Regions from separate parts of the Homo sapiens genome. Here region 2 is linked to region 1. The links are chromatin loops, found by intact Hi-C in ENCODE. Cell type or tissue: dorsolateral prefrontal cortex. All regions are shown on one strand.

Region 1 (2,500 bases):
CTGGCTGCTCTTGAGCTATAGTTAGCCTATAGTTTATTTGTTCCACAGTTATTTTTCAAGTTTTTTTAAATTAGTTGCCAACATTTTAAAAATCAAAATTATTTCACATAAAACGCCTGAATGTTTTTACTTTTCTTGAAAGTTGGAATATCAAGAAAAGCTAGCCTACATTTCACATGGCACCCTTTGGCTGGAGCTGAGTTGTTGCTGTCTCCTCCATACAGGTCATGTGCCTTCCAGTTCAGTAAGATCCCACCACCATACCCCAACTTAGTATTTGAAGGGGTAACCCCTGCTCAATAGTCACTTGTTGCTTTGGGTCCCAAACAGAATGATGTTCCCCAAGCTCAGAGCTGACAGCTCTTGGTTACTGCTAAAAATCAGTTCAACTGTCCAAGTACCATTTTCTACCACTGAGTATCCCAGTAAAAGTATTTAAAAAAAAAAATGTGCTAAAGGCTCAGAGACCATCTCTGAAAGAGGAAGGCCAGGAGGAGTATCTGAGTTTCCACTGGAGGGGCATATCACCTCTCTGCTGACAGTTTTAGGAGGTACAAACTTTTGTGAATGTATAGATTCTGGTGTAGTCACACAAAAAGAGTCTTACTAAGAATAGAGAAATAGGCTGGGTACAGTGGTTGACACCTATAATCCCAACTCTTTGGGAGGCTGAGACAGGAGAATCACTTGAGCCTAGGAGTTGAAGGCCAGCCTGAGCAACATAGCGAGACCCCTATCTCTACAGAAAATTAAAAAATTAGCTGGGCATGAACCTGTTATCTTAGCTACTTGGGAAGCAGAGGCAGGAGGATCATCTGGGCCCAGGAATTCAAGCTTGCAGAGGCTGTGATCATACCGCTGCACTCCAGCCTGGGCAACAGAGCAAGACCCTGTCTGTTAATAATAATAATAATAATAATAATAATAATAATAGTAGACAAAGTTTCAAGTTGAGACGATGAGAATTGCTGTAATAGATAAGGGGATCCTGACATCTAGTGGACAACATTATATACTGTCGACAGAAAAAACAGCCCATGACAAGGAAGGTTACATTTTTTCTTTTTACTTGAGAAAAACACAGTTATAACCTCTTTTTGTTGTTGTTGTTGTTGTTGTTGTTTGGAGTTCATTATCTTGGAATGCTTTTTTGGAACTCAATAGGTAGATTTTGATGTTTCTCAATGAGGCTTTCATATGTAAATGTTTGGCTCCATCTTATTTTTTATTTCCTTTTTAGACCAATTCAATTCTGAATGTGCAAAAGACACTATTGACTCTTACATTATACCTTCTCATTGAAGGATGGATAATTTGGTATGAAAATCCTCTGCAGATTCTGGAGGAAATTGCTAATGTTTTGATTACCTTTAGCAGAAAAATAACAATGTATCGCTATCAGGAGAGGGATTTCTGGGGAGGGGACTTAACATGGAAATTATAAATTCATTCATGACTTTTCTTTTTTAAATTAGGCTTTCTCCTGTTTCTCAGAGGATTTATCAATTATGCAAAAGTTCGGAAGATGCCAGAAACTTTCTCAAATCTCCCCAGGACCAGAGTTCTCTTTATTTATTAAAGGTATTAAAGAAAAAATTTATTCTAGTCCCAGTGTAACCATGTGCTACATTGTAGATTTCTGTTCAGTTTTAGAGTAAGTATCTGTGATAGGGGCATATAGAGAAAGTAAAGAAGGCACAGTCCCTGCCTTTTAGCAGTTTCTTGTCTAGTAACAGGGATTTTTACAAAAAGCTATTGATAAAGTCAAATTAGAAAAACTGCCATAGGAGAAATCATTACTTCATGCTTTGACAGTGTGAAAGAGGCAGGGGTCTTAGCAGTCATCAGAAAGCTGGGATATTTGGCTGCTTGACTGAATTCCAGCATCCTGAAGCCACTGCTTACTGTTGCACCAGTTCCAGAGGATGACATTCAGAAGGAACCCTTCAGGCCTAATCACTCATCTCTGCCCCTAAATCCCAGAACCTGGAGAGACTGTGTAGTACTTTAAGAACTCCTTTTGTCTGGGCTGCTGACAAGCCCACCAAGTCTTCCATCTTTTAAAATTGTCATTGAGGCTTTCCCCATGGCTTTCTTCAGGTTGACATTCTGATACCACTCTAATGTGAGGAAGGTCAAACTCAAGAAAAGAGGAGAAAGGACCTTTTCCCTTGCCTAGAACAGGAGGACTAAGCCCTGCCAAGGCTCTTTGATTCACACATGATTTTCCCCAGAGGCTGACACTCCATCTTACATCAATGGCTGCCTGAAGGAAGAGGTAGAGAATCTTGAGAAAGAGTACACCAGAGAGAGCTCTCTGTGGTAGCAAGTTCTAATAGGCTTTCTTGGACTTGGCTGTTTGTTCCTTGGGGCTTTGGGGACTGTGTTAATCATAGAGTGGAACCTTGAGCACCACCTAGAGGCCAGTCCAGTTGAAGGTCTTAGGCAAAGCATTATAAAGGATAGGTGGTGTAGTTCAGATAAACTTTACATGATAGTG
Region 2 (2,500 bases), 80 kb before region 1:
AATAGTAATAATAGTAATAAAATTTAAAAATTAAAAGAAAAGAAAAGCTGCTGCAAGGAGAGGAAAGGAAGCTGACGTCTGAGAGGGATGCAGAGAGAAGAGACGATAACTGAGTCTTGGTGACTTTCAGGCCTCAGAGCTCCAGCTGCAGCTCTGCCCAGAGCACCCTTTTCCCTAAGCTGCTGAACTTTGGTCTCTGCCACTTGCATCCAAAGTGCCCAATGGACACCAAGCACCTCCTCCTCACCCCCTTCATCTGGTGAACCCCTCTGGCTGGAAGTGGGGAGCTTGAGTGAGGACAGAAGCAAGTGTCCATCCCAGAATTGGGGTCCCTCATTTCTTTCTCTTCACCGTGCTTAACATGATCCAAAATTACATGTATTTACTTAATTGCTTACGTGTTTACATTGATCACCCCTGCACCCCCCAAAAATGTAAAGTTCCATTTTGTCTTGTTTAACTTGGTATCCCTAGTGCCTGGCACATCATAGGTGCTCATGAGTCATTGAATGAACAAATGAATGTACAAAGAAGATGGCTTGAAATCAGACCACTGAGACCCCCAACGAGGTCACAATTGCAGGAGAAACATCTCAGTGCCAGGCACTGAGCCTGGGATGTTTGAAATTTCTGTGCCCAAGCTGTGTGCCCTTTGGGGCGTGTGTGTATGCTGGGTACAAGGCCAGATACACAATCAATGCTATAGAAACCACAGATAAAGGGCCAGGGAGCTGAGTGTGACAATGGGCTGTTGGGAGAAGTTCCATGCAGATTACAAAGGGTTCAGAAAGGACAGGGGCATTGAAAGGCAGCTGTAATTAGAAAGCATAGGCATTCAAAGCTGCCTGGAGGTCAGAGGGGCTGGGCTGGCAGGCTGGGGAGATCGGGCAGGAAATGGGCACGGAAGCCCTGCAGTTCAGGGCTGACATAATTGGACAGAGAGCGGCAGCCAGTTACCATGGTAACAGCCAATCCGAGTGGCCGCGTATGTGGCAAGGAGTCAAGGTTTCTAAAGAAGGGGCTAAAAATGCTGCCTTTGTTCCCACTTTGAGCGAGTTGCCATCAGATCCCTGTGGGGGTGACGTGGCATGGGGACAGAGCCAACAACTGCTAGCCACCATGGCTGGGAGGGAGCCACGTGAGGACCCAGGGGACTGGCTGGGGCTGGGGAAGCTAAATATGTCATTCCATGGAGCTGGCTGTGCCTCCCAACATAAAGCAGCGGCCAATGGCCTGGGATTCAGAGTCTGAGAGTCCAGGGCTCAGATTGCAGCGTGGCCTCTTAGCAGCTATGTGACCTCAGTTTCCTTACATACAAAATGGGACTACTAACACCTTTTTCGCAGGGCGGTTGTAAGGATGGAGAGAAGTGATGCATGTCACACATTCACTTAGTGAGTGGTAGATGCTGTTGTTGTTATTCTGACAGACAACAACAGCAGCTCCTCCAAAAGGCTCTTAGCTTCTGGGGAGTAAAAGGCAGGTTTTGCTTCTTCAGGAGTTTCTTTAGGGGTACCAAAAAGGCAGTTGATAGAAACTAAAAAACTCCAGGAGGTGACCAGCTAGACTAACCAAGTGGTATTTAAAAAGAAAACATTCTTTAGGCAGGCTTGAGAGCTGTGAGATATCAGAGAATCCTGCTCCTTTGTTCTTTTGTCCAATTTGTGGGCCTGGACAGGACACAAAGACAAGGCCATCCCTCCCCTCTCCTTCCACAGTGCGGAGAGAAAGCAGAGAAGATCCTGACATGAGTGCTTCCTGAGACTTTTTTTTTTAATTTTTTTTTTTTTTTTTTTTTTTGAGACAGAGTCTCTCTCTGTCCCTCAAGCTGGAGTGCAGTGGCGCGATCTTGACTCACTGCAACCTCCACTTCCTGGGTTCAAGCAATTCTCCTGCCTCAGCCTCCCAGGTAGCTGGGATTACAGGTGCAGGCTGCCACGCCCAGCTAATTTTTTGTATTTTTAGTAAAGACGGGGTTTCATTATTTTGGCCAGGCCAGTCTCGAACTCCTGACCTCAGGTGATCCACCTGCCTCGGCCTCCCAAAGTGCCGGGATTACAGGCGTAAGCCACCACGCCCGGCCTTTTTTTTTTTCTTTAACTTTTAAGTTCAAGGGTGCATGTGCTGGTTTGTTGCATAGGTAAACATGTGTCATGGGGGTTTGTTGTTCAGATTATTTCATCACCCAGGTATTAAGCCTAGTACCTGTTAGTTATTTTTCCAGATCCTCTTCTTAAGATTTTCAAGTGAGGAAGTGAAATGAGGGTGGAAAGGCAGAGGAGGGTGCTTTGCTTAGAGACCAGGACAGGTCAGAGACAGGGCATAGGCACAGCTGTGGACTGACCACCCCCTGCCTCCCCAGCCAGAAGTGCCGGGAAATGCAGACATCCCTATTTGGACTCTGGTGCAGTCCTCTGTTGCTATGGCAACTCAGGGGCTCTGTGGTTGGTGGAAGAAGGCAGTGGCTGTGTGGAAATCGGCATTGGAGGCAGCAGCTGTG

What was found. Peaks named below come from ENCODE experiments on the same cell type or tissue, not always from the same donor. Only the 100,000 strongest peaks of a DNase experiment are listed, where the experiment ranks them.
Region 2: a loop joins it to region 1, with 3 times the contacts of the local background. A loop is called at or near these places in 3 of 110 quality-filtered maps.

The regions. Positions count from the first base shown.
Region 1 is chr5:142,143,096-142,145,595 of GRCh38, forward strand. NDFIP1 (Nedd4 family interacting protein 1) reads left to right here. Exons shown (of 8, transcript NM_030571.4): 7 at 1,476-1,581. The coding sequence ends at 1,579. Among named protein-coding and RNA genes, the nearest start is that of NDFIP1, 36 kb to the left of the region's middle. RefSeq lists an enhancer at 2,283-2,372. In dorsolateral prefrontal cortex, CTCF peaks have their summits at 1,007 (motif pointing left), 1,206 and 2,420 (motif pointing left); a DNase peak (open chromatin) is centred at 2,396.
Region 2 is chr5:142,063,079-142,065,578 of GRCh38, forward strand. No RefSeq gene overlaps it. Among named protein-coding and RNA genes, the nearest start is that of NDFIP1, 44 kb to the right of the region's middle. In dorsolateral prefrontal cortex, a CTCF peak has its summit at 1,132; DNase peaks (open chromatin) are centred at 1,023 and 2,443; H3K4me3 peaks cover 1,654 bases; H3K27ac peaks cover 2,500 bases.